2 separate regions of the Mus musculus genome follow, and region 2 is linked to region 1. The links are chromatin loops, found by intact Hi-C in ENCODE. Cell type or tissue: left cerebral cortex. All regions are shown on one strand. Each heading gives the region's core, and the rest is flanking DNA. Links, peaks and the distances in the headings are about the cores only.

The links. Peaks named below come from ENCODE experiments on the same cell type or tissue, not always from the same donor. Only the 100,000 strongest peaks of a DNase experiment are listed, where the experiment ranks them.
Region 2: it touches region 1 in a loop (4-fold over the local background); 4 of 42 quality-filtered maps call a loop at or near these places.

The regions. Positions count from the first base shown.
Region 1 is chr1:78,722,493-78,728,168 of GRCm38, forward strand. The region is part of intron 2 of Gm38631 (a long non-coding RNA gene); the gene reads left to right. Gm33693 (a long non-coding RNA gene) reads right to left here. Exons shown (of 5, transcript XR_865566.2): 4 at 4,429-4,476; 5 at 4,167-4,311. Among named protein-coding and RNA genes, the nearest start is that of Gm38631, 5.3 kb to the left of the region's middle. In left cerebral cortex, for the core only: CTCF peaks have their summits at 2,160 (motif pointing right) and 3,529; DNase peaks (open chromatin) are centred at 2,167 and 3,507.
Region 2 is chr1:79,773,093-79,778,768 of GRCm38, forward strand. Mrpl44 (mitochondrial ribosomal protein L44) reads left to right here and starts at 2,926. Exons shown (of 4, transcript NM_001081210.1): 1 at 2,926-3,219; 2 at 4,766-5,234. The coding sequence starts at 3,041. It also overlaps a transcript of Wdfy1 not described here. In left cerebral cortex, for the core only: a CTCF peak has its summit at 3,152; a DNase peak (open chromatin) is centred at 2,976; H3K4me3 peaks cover 1,485 bases; H3K27ac peaks cover 449 bases.

The DNA.
Region 1 (5,676 bases), core at 181-5,180:
CTCTACCTCCTGAGTGCTGGGATTAAAACCACACACAATCACTGCCCAGATAACCATCATACACACCACATTGTGTATATTCAGTCCCTTGGTGATAGGCGTTGGAGTGTCTGTACCTTTGACAGTGTAGATGCCTGCTTGAGTTCCTGCCTTCACTTTGAGGCAAGCACCCAGAAGCAGGATTTGGGGTCACATGGGAATTCTGTGCTGAGTTTTCTGAGGAGTTGCAGAACTGCTTATCACAGCTCACCATATCATTTCACAGGGCGGGACATGGCACCCAGGGAGGCTGAACCCAAGGTTGGATAGCTGGGTGCTGAAGAGAGCTGGGTTGTGCTTCCCCCAGTTTTCCATTACAGTGGACTTTCCTCCTTCTCCTTCTGATGGTGATTTGGATATTCCCTCTTGAAGATGAAATCTTTTTATTTAAATTTTTTTATTATGTATTTTCCTCATTTACATTTCCAATGCTATCCCAAAAGTCCCCCATACCCCCCCCCCCCCATCCCCTACCCACCCACTCCCACTTCTTGGCCCTGGCATTCCCCTGTACTGGGGCATATAAAGTTTGCAAGTACAATGGGCCTCTCTTTCCACTGATGGCTGGCTAGGCCATCTTCTGATACATATGCAGCTAGAGACATGAGCTCTGGGGGGTACTGGTTAGTTCATAATGTTGTTCCACCTATAGGGTTGCAGTTCCCTTTAGCTCCTTGGGTACTTTCTCTAGCTCCTCCATTGGGGGCCCTGTGATCCATTCAATAGCTGACTGTGAGCATCCACTTCTGTGTTTGCTAGGCCCCGGCATAGTCTCACAAGAGACAGATATATCAGGGTCCTTTCAGCAAAATCTTGCTAGTGTATGCAATGGTGTCTGCGTTTGGAGGCTGATTATGGGATGGATCCCCGGATATGGTAGTCTCTAGATGGTCCATCCTTTTGTCTCAGCTCCAAACTTTGTCTCTGTAACTCCTTCCATGGGTGTTTTGTTCCCAATTCTAAGAAGGGGCAAAGTGCCCACACTTTGGTCTTCGTTCTTCTTGAGTTTCTTGTGCTTTGTATCTTGTATCTTGGGTATTCTAAGTTTCTGGGCTAATATCCACTTATCAGTGAGTACATATCATGTGAGTTCTTCTGTGATTGGGTTACCTCACTCAGGATGATGCCCTCCAGGTCCATCCATTTGCCTAGGAATTTCATAAATTCATTCTTTTTAATAGCTGAGTAGTACTCCATTGTGTAAATGTACCACATTTTCTGTATCCATGAAGACGAAATCTTAACACTCTATGCTCTACTTCATTTCTTCTATAGATACTGCAAAAGCAGGCAGTTTCCAAAATCTTGACTAACACGATTCCTTCCCATAAGTAAGACATGGGGGTCATTTCAAGAGGTTTGTCTCATGACAACACGCCACATCATTTGGTCTTCAGCCTTTTCCCAGCCTCTTTTGATGGCTGTTGTCAAGACAGGCTAAGCTGAGGTGGCTCAGCTACGTCCTGGATCCTTTCCCCTCAGTACTCTGTGTTGTCACATACAGCTAGCTAGGCGGAGCCAAAGGTATTTCGTATGCCTGTGAAGTTGAATTTAGACGCCTCTCCCGCCTCACCTGCCGCCCTGTGTCACAGACCTGACCCTTCAATCTGCTTCAACATCTTGCCTTCTAAAGGAACCGCCTTTCACCTCTGCCCTCTAAACAAGGACCCGCTGCTGGTCTTGATACAGAATGACTGAAACAACTCTCTCCTAAGAGTTTATACCTAGCACCTGGCTTCTGATTTTGGAATGAAAGATATATGTTAGGACGTCCCAAGCTGGCGCATCAGGCTTGATTTTGGAGGGCCGCCAGCCTCCCCCACATTGCTCCTGGAGTCTTGCCCCACGCCCCCCGCAGGGTTTCCGAATTTAGGGGTAGCTGGGAGGATGGAGTCCTGCTTGTTGGGCCAGGAGGAAATTCATTTTCCATGTGAGTGAAAATCAGTAACTTAAAACAGTTCTAGCCAAGGGACGTTTGGAAACCGAGGCCTGGCCAGAGGATGAGGTGGGGTGCTTTTTGGGGTTGGGGAAGAGACTTCAATAAGCAGGTATTTCTCAAGCGCATGCGTGAAAGCAGGAAATCTTCTTCGTAGTTGTAATTCCATAGGTGTCCACTGGATGGCGGAGGAACCCCGCTCATGGCGTCTCAGCGCAGCACAGCCTCGGGTCTGGAAGAAGCTGGATTGGTTTGATGAAGCCTTTACAGTCTTCACAAGATAGCTGGCGTTTAGAGCATTCTGCATGAATATACAATGAAAAGTCGAAGTCCTAACAAACTAAATGAAATGTGTAGGAAACCCCAAGGACTCTTTCTGGCTTGTACAAGAGATCAGTGACAGATAGGGTGTTGAAAACGGGGTGTGCGTGTTAACTCCTGTACAAAGGCAGTTTTCAGGTCTAACTCGTGGTTTAATTGTTCATCACACTGGACGTTTTCTATGATGTGCACTAAGCTGTGTGTAGTGACAACGGTAATAAAATCATCCCCTGTCTTTGAAGAGCTTGCATCCATCCTACAGGGACTCTGATCACAGCTTAGATAAGATAAATAACCTGTGTGTCAGATGGCAACAAATATCATGGGGGCATCAGGTGGGAGTGGAGGGATGTTCCTTTCAATCCATGGTCCCAGAAGACCTCCTGGGAAAGATGACATTTCATTAAGACCTGACGGTTTGATGAGCAAGCCCTGAAAACCTTAGGGGAGAGACTTCCTGTGAGGGTACAGTAATGTAGCAACCCTGAGAAGGGACCAAGGAGGCCAGGCTGGCTGCCGGGCAGAGTGGGGCTAGAGAGCAGGATATGAGTCAGAGAGAGGCTGGGGCGAAAAGGAGGATTTTTCAAAATGATTTTTTTCTTAGTATATATTAATTGTACATTATGACAGGTTTCACCATGCCAGTCTCTACTTATACATAATATTTTTGTCTATATTTACAGTTCCCTTCAACTCCTGATAATAATAATTTTCATCTTCTTAATTACTTCCTGCTTTTACTTTCATACTTACATTGACTTAATTTCAGGTGTTTGCAGTTATTTATTACAGTGTCTGCCCCACTGAAGAATGCATTTTTTTTTTTTTTTTTGAGAGAAGCAGGACTTTAAAGCAGAAGGATGAAATCAAACCTTGTAGGAGAGAGGGTTATGGCCAGCACCCTACCAAAACAGCCCTCAGCCATGTTAGCACTCTACCAAAACAGTAACGAGCCAGCACCCAGCCAGGCCAGCACACAGCCAGACTAGCACCCAGCCAGACCAGCACCCAGCCAGTCCAGCATACAGCCAGACCAGCACCCATCCAGGTTAGCACACACTCAGACTAGCACCCAGCCAAGGCCAACACCCAGCCAGGCCAGCACCCAGCCAGACTAGCACTCAGTCAGGCTTTCTTAGCCTTTTTGCAGCCCATGCTTGGGATTGTTTGCTGTTCAGGGGACAAAAGGCATACCAGCTTCCTGCCTGGCCTCCTTCCATCCACTAGGTGCTAGTGGCACTGCTGAGCTGGGCTTTGAAGGTTGGTACAATATTGATGGGAAATAGCGAGAGTTGGGGAGAATCAGCCGGGAAACGAGCTGGCATTTGACAGATGCCTCTGTGTGGAGACCAATGTCCCTTTTTGGCATCACGGAAACCGTTTTTATCATTTCCTTTGGCCTAGGTGCAGTTTCCATGACTTTTGCCTTACAGCAGATGGAGGGTTGGAGCCGGAGACTAAGCTATTTTTTTTTTTTTTTATTTTTTAGGGAGTTTTAAGCAGGACAATACGTGTTATACAACTTAAAAAAAAAAAAAAGAAAACAAGATTAGAAAAGAAAAACTTCTCCCTTGCCCCCCTCACCTCTCCCACCTACTGGCCCCTGGCATCTTCCCAAGATGAGAAATGAGAAACTTGTATTTCTCCTGGCTTCCAGATGAGAGACCAGATTATTTTTCTACCACTGGAATATAAAATTAATTTATTGCCTCGGTTAAATTTGATTAAAAAAAAAAACCTCAGCTTCTCTTACACACACACACACACACACACACACACACACACACACACACGCAGACACACATACACACACACGATTGTGATTTTTTTTTAAAAACAGCTACTCCACAGACCTAGCATCAGGTTTCAGGGAGCATTCACTGTAGTGTTTATTTGCAGTAATTCTTTTCCTGGATACTTCCCAGTTATTTCCAGAGGACAAACTCACGCTGTGTGTATAAGGATCTCGACAACAACAACCAACTCCATGGCTGGAAGGGATCTAATGTATTCATCTTTGGGAGGGAAGAGGTTCAGAGGCTGTTTGAGAAACTGATAAGGCTTTCTCAGGGGGTGCTGTGAGGCAGCGGGACAGGGAGACCCTTGGGTAAGCAGAAGGTCTGGCTACCCACCTTTCTTTCTCTGCTTGGCTCTGTGCTACATCAGCTTCCTGGTAAGTGCTGTAAGGAGAAACATCAAACAACAGATAGAGCCTCAGATGCAGAACCCGTGACTCTGAGCCCGAGAATGGCTTGTTCCCAGGGTCTCCGAAGCTTCTTGTCTGTCACCATCATCAGAGATGCTTATGCAGTGAGATGATCCCTTCCTCCAGCCCTTAGCTTCCGGGTCAGCCCATGTCTGATAAGCCCAGCACACATACCACTGGTGAGATTTCCCCCACGAATCTGACTAGCCCTGGATAGCATATTGACAGAAATGATTCCACACATTTTAATAGAAATGAAGGCGTTTCCGAGCTAAGATAAGGAAGACGCCTGCTGATTTTTGAATAGGGTGTCTCCATTTGTGTTTCTCAGACAGGGCCTTCCTCTACAGCTGGACTCAAATTTACTGCAGTTCTCTTGCTTTGGGCTTCTGAGGGTAGGGATTGCAGATGTGACCTATTGTGCTCAGTTATGCATTTAATTGGTGTGTGTGTGTGTGTGTGTGTGTATGCATGTGGAGGCCAGAGAACAGCTGTAGGTGTTGTTCCTCAGGAACCATCCATATCTTGAGATAAAATCTGTCATTGTCTTGGCTCTTTCCAAGTAGACTAGGACAGCTGGTGAGCCCCAGGGACCCACCTTTCTTTGCCTCCACAGTGCTGAGATTACAGGCACAAGCCATGCCATCGTGTCTAGTAAGCTCTCTCTCTCTCTCTCTCTCTCTCTCTCTCTCTCTCGATGCTAGGAATGGAACACAGTTCTTTTCCTCCCACAAGGAAGGCACCCTACCAACTGAATTATCTCCCTAGTGTTTGTTTACTTTAAAAAAATATTTTTTATGTAAATGAAGATGTTAAGATCCAAGAAGATACATAAGTGAGAACATGATTTTTTTTTAACATTTTGAGACTTCTCTTGTGCACACAGTGATCCGTTCCTTATTCTTTTTAGTATTCTGCTTTGGTTTGGCAATGGGCACTGTCATCAGACATTATTTGTGTGGTCCACAATGCCCTGGCACTCTGGTGCTGAGGTCAGAGTCAAAAGGCGTGGCTTTGCTTATGGAAAGATTTTATGTATACTAATCCGTGTTTGTCATTCACATGGACATGACAGTGGCTTCATGTTGGTCTCTGCTGACATTGCAGAAATGTCCATCATTTACACTGTCCTTGCTAGAGTGTTTATCTTACTTTATTTTCCTGTTATGATAAC
Region 2 (5,676 bases), core at 171-5,170, 1.1 Mb after region 1:
CATTAGTTGAGGCCTAGTGGGAGATTGTCAATTACTGGGGATGGGCCTTTGAAGGAGATTTTGGGGCCTCTGATCTTTTCTCTTCATGAACTCTCTCTTATGTCTTAGGCATGAAATGAACAAGCTTTGTACCATTATACATTCTGCCATGTTGAGTTACTGCCTTACCATGGGTTCAAAAGTAATTGTTGTACCTTATCATGAGCTAAACTCCCAAGAAAAACAAAAACAAAACAAAAAAACTTAACAAAACTTAGAATGAATCTCTCAATAATAGAGAAGGGGGGTTTATTAGAATGGCCTTGTGGACCATTAGGCTGTGGTCCAGCTAATCCAACAATTGCTGCCTACAAACAGAAGGTCCAAGAATCCAAAGGTGTTCAGTCCACAAGGCTGGATGTCTCAGCTGGTCTTCAGTATATGCTGAAATCCCAGAGAAGTGGGCTCTAATGCTAGTGAAAAGATTGACTTGCCAGCACTAGCCAGAGCATGCAGACAAGAAAAGCAAGCTTCCTTCCTCCATGTCCTTTATATAGGCTGCCAGCGGAAAGTGAGGCACAGAGTAACAGTATATCTCCCCACCTCAAAACTCTGGGTTAGCAGCGAAAATTCTCATTTCAAGTAATTTAATTAAGAAAAAAAAAAAAACCCTCGAAAATGTGTCTGGTCATTTGAGTTTTAGTTAATACCATATGTAGTCAAGTTGACAACCAAGAGTATACTAGTTTTAAGTGATTACATCAGTGGAATGACAGCAAGCTGAATGCAGATGTTAATTCTGAGCTTCATGTGGGTCAAAAGTGGGAGAAACTACTTGAGACATTACAGGTTATTCTTATAGTTGTTGTTTCTGAGAGCCTCAGCACATAGAGACATCACTTTAACTGAAGGGACTCTGGCAGCCTGGCTCTGGTAGGCCTTGTCCTTCTTTTCCATTCCCTCTGCCTTGCTAAAAACCATTAGACTACATTCCTAAAGCTAGCCACCAAGGTCTATTCCTTTACTTGGTCACTTCCTCCTCCTAAGGCTGACTGCCAGAGTCCAGCTATGTAAGTATTGAAGGCCAGCAATCATTAGCCCCCTTTGGCTCATCTAATTAAAATACCCAATCAAAATGTATCATCCATCCTAACATGACCCCCCTCTTTCTCTACTGTTTTTCTGCCAGAGTGAGAAAGCAGCCACCTTAACTTTCCTCCCCCACTTAATAAAGGATCTCTCTGTGAAAGCAGGTGTTTGGGTGTGGTTTGTTCCTAATCTGAGGTATGAAGGGGAACTCCCAATGTGTGTGGATCTCTTTCACTAACTTTATTAAGCTTGAGATTACTGTTAATCCCACAGATGTGAGGAAAAAGACCCCTAGCTCAAATCATGATGGCCAAATTAATTAAAGAAAGCAATTGATTAAAACAAACCTCTAAAGTTTGTGTACATTGGCTGTCTCTCAATACAGGTGGGGTTCAAGAGATCCTCATTAGATCTAGGGAAGATAAGGTTTTTTTGTCGTCCAAGAGTAGGGGGTTTCCAAATGGAGGATTTGACAGGCAAATAGGCAGAGTTACAGAAGCAGAAAACGAGCATAAGAAGTTGGTAAAACACATGAAACTGAAGAAGAACGAAGACCAAAGTGTGGACACTTTGCGCCTTCTTAGAATTGGAAACAATCACCCATGGAAGGAGTTACAGAGACAAAGTTTGGAGCTGAGACAAAAGGATGGACCATCTAGAGACTGCCATATCCAGGGATCCATCCCATAATTAGCCTCCAAACGATGACACCATTGCATACACTAGCAAGCGTTTACTGAAAGGACCCTGATATAGCTGTCCCTTGTGAGACTAGGCCGGGGCCTAGCAAACACAGAAGTGGATGCTCACAGTCAGCTATTGGATGGATCACAGGGCCTCCAATGGAGGAGCTAGAGAAAGTATCCAAGGAGCTAAAGAGATCTGCAACCCTATCAGAGGAACAACATTATGAACTAACCAGTACCCCAGAGCTCTTGACTCTAGCTGCATATGCATCAAAAGATGACCTAGTCGGCCATCACTGGAAAGCGAGGCCCATTGGTCAGGCAAACGTTATATGCCCCAGTACAGGGGAACGCCAGGGCCAAAAAATGGGAATGGGTGGGTAGGGGAGTGGGGGGGGGGAGGGAGTGGGGGGACTTTTGGGATAGCATTGTAAATGTAATTGAAGAAAATACATAATAATAATAAAAAAAGAGAAAAAAAATGAACAAGCTGTTTGTGAAAGCAGGCACAAAGACCCTGGAGTCTAACTGGGTGAGTGCAGGGGAATTGTTTCCCTTGTATAAGAACCATACAGGTGCCTCTCAAGGAAAAGATGTTCACCATAAAAACTATGGGAAAAGAAGCAGAGACACTTCCATTTCTGACTTCAGGTCTTTTACTCATATTTTGTTAGGAAAGCTTCAAACGTTGATACAGATTTTTAAAAAAAAAACTTGTAATTTCACTGTTAATATTTTTATGTACCCCTCCTGGTCCCGAGTCTTCCCCTGTGGGAGGGGGGTAGGGTGGGAGGAAAGTAGTTGTTTTAAAATACAAACTTTAATTTTGGTTAAGTTAAACACACTTCTGAACGTGCTTTTGTAAGCGAGACTTTTTGGAAACGGTTGGGTGAAGCCTTAAACTTTGAAAACATTTCCTCAGTAGTGGCTGGAATGATGGTCTGCAACTTTTAAGACTGAATGTAAACAAGAAATGTTTTTCTTGTGAAAATTTAAGTGTTTTATTTAGAACTTTAAAAACTAGTTTTTGTTCTGCTTTAATGAGAAATAAACACAAGCGAGACTGATAGGGTCAAGCAACTGTTTCTCAACAATTTCTGCACCCATACTTACAGAATGGGCAGAAAGAAGCACTTGCGCACGCGCAGTACACTAGCCATGCTCCCTCTTCGGTGTCCTCCAGCGTTCAGGCCTCTCTCTGCTGCTGCACCAGTTTCCGGGGAACCGCGTTCGGGCTACACCGCTCCGGCTGTCTTCCTTCCGCCTCCTATTGCCTTGTTCTTGCCATGGCTTCTGCTGTATTCCGGTTGCTGCAGCAGGGCCCTCGCCGCCTATTGGCTCCGGCCGTCCCCACGCTGGCTCCTCCGGTTCGGGGAGTGAAGAAGGGATTCCGTGCCGCCTTCCGCTTCCAGAAAGAGCTGGAGCGATGGCGCCTGCTACGCTGCCCGCCGCCGCCAGTGCGACGGTAGGCGTCTCGGGAGGGTGGAGAGGCTAAGGTGGCGGCGAGGACACCAGGCTGCAGGCAACTGCGGTGGGCACGTTCCTGCAGGCAGCATGGGGCAGAGGAACTGGGCGACAGGGGCTGGGCTGTCCCCTGCAGAATCTCACTAGCTGAATATAAGCAAATGGGGTCGACCAGAGGGTAACTGCTTGGGATTGGGATTGACCCAATTTTGTCACTTCCTAATCTCAGGCCAATTGGGTATTTTAAAGAGGAATAGGGTCATCAATTCTACCATATTGCGTACCAGGGTAGAAACATTTAATTCTGTGTGTAACAGAATTTCATGTCCACTGCCTGGAGTGAGGATAAAAGTTTAGGTTTTTTATCTAATTAATCTTCTTGCCTGGGGGCGGGGGGGGGGGTTGTCGGACAAATCAAAACAGCCAACAACAACAACAACCTCAACAAAAACCCCACAGATTTTTCTAAAGTGCATCATGCTTATATACGATCCTGCATCATGCACTTTCTGTATACTCTGTCTTAGTGGGCAAAAGTACACGAAGATCAACTTCATTCTTACAGTTTCTTTGGCATTTGACTTCCGTTAGATTGTTAGAACACCAAAGAAGCAGGAACTGTCTCTAGTTAGCTAGTTATTCCTGAGCTGAGACTTTGATTACTATTTTAATATTGCCCTCCAGGAGAATATTAATCCCCTTTACACTAACACCAGTGAGAATACACCTTCTATTGCACAATTATTGTGGTTTAATAAGCAAGACTCAGAATCATGTCTTAATTTACATTCCCTTGCCCAATAGACAGGTGGGTATTTTAAGATTAATGAGTTAAAATTGGAAAAAACTATAGAAAACAAATTTAGATTTATGATTTTAAACTTAGATCTATTTTTCTTCTCTCTTTTAACTTTAAAGGATTTTATTGTGGCATTATTTTTCTCTAGGAAAAGACATTTAATTTTCTCTAGGAAAAGGCATTTAATTCTTGGAATTGTGTGTCTGTACAGTGTACCTGCACACACCAGGCCATTGTGTCAATTACCACTACCACTGAATTAGAACAGCCTCAACCCTCGCCTGTGGTTATGAAATTTTGACACACTCATAAGACTGATATTAACTTATGTAACTGGAAATTCAAGTGGACATTTCTGAGCTTTAAATAAATATATATAAACTAAACATAATTACTTTCAGTTTGTGGCCTGAATCTATATAGTTATAATTTGTTCATACTCAGGTAGAAAGCATAATGTCACTGTTAGAGCAGAAAGAGAGAACTTAAATACTAGCAGAGCAGCCTAATGTGATGTGAACAATCTGTTTAATATGGCAGTTAAGCCAAAGGGAAACCCCCACATCTTATATATAGACAGTAATGACGGACTGCCAGTGGTTATCTGTATTACCTTTTGTATTTAGACTGTTAGAATCCGACAATAAAAGAAACAAACTTCATTTCATTCCGTTATGTAGTAAAGTTAGAGCACACCTTACGTGGTACCATGCCCTCCTCCTTACTCTCTTACTGTCTGCCTCCTCAGCTCAGAGAAGCCAAACTGGGATTACCATGCGGAGGTACAAGCCTTTGGATCTCGCTTACAAGAAACCTTTTCGTTGGACCTTCTCAAAACTGCATTTATCAATAGCTGCTACATCAAAAGCGAAGAGGCGAAACGTCAGAGCCTTGGCATAGAGAAAGAAGCTGCTCTTCTGAATCTTAAGGACAATCAGGAACTGTTCGAACAAGGGCTGTCTTTTTCACATCGGTGCCTCACACAGTTTCTCGAAGACGAATTCCCAGACTTGCCCGCCGAAGGCACTGAGAGTCTAGTTAGCTTTCTCACTGGTGAGGCAGTTGTCTGTCACGTGGCCAGGAACTTGGCTGTGGAGCAGTTGACCCTCAGTGCAGAATTTCCTGTCCCCCTGCCTGTCTTACGTCAGACTTTCTTCGCGGTCATTGGAGCCCTGCTGCAGAGCAGTGGCCCTGAAAGGGCTGCACTGTTCATCAGGGTGGGTAATGGTTAGATGCACTTGTTCAGACAGTCTTCATGTGGGCAGAGGGGGACGTTTCTTTTTCTCATGCATTCCTTTGCTAGATCTTGGTACAACTGACTGTTCCTACCCCCAAAACTTAGAAAAACCCAAACTATTTTTATGTTAACTTTGTGGTGGTTATTTCAGTTTTCTTTTGCCAATACCCTGGAAAGCAAATAATAAATGCTGGGTTGTGAGTGCTGGAGGTTTACGTTATTCTTAGCTTTTTAAAATTTTTTGTTTTGGTTTGATTAATTTTTAAGGAAAAAAATGTTTATTTTAGCTCAGAGCTTAAAGATTTATTTATTTACTTATTTATTTAACGTACATGAGTACCCTGTAGCTGTACTGATGGTTGTGGGCCATCACGTTGGTTGCTGGGAATTTGAATTCAGAACCTCTGCTCGCTCCAGTCGGC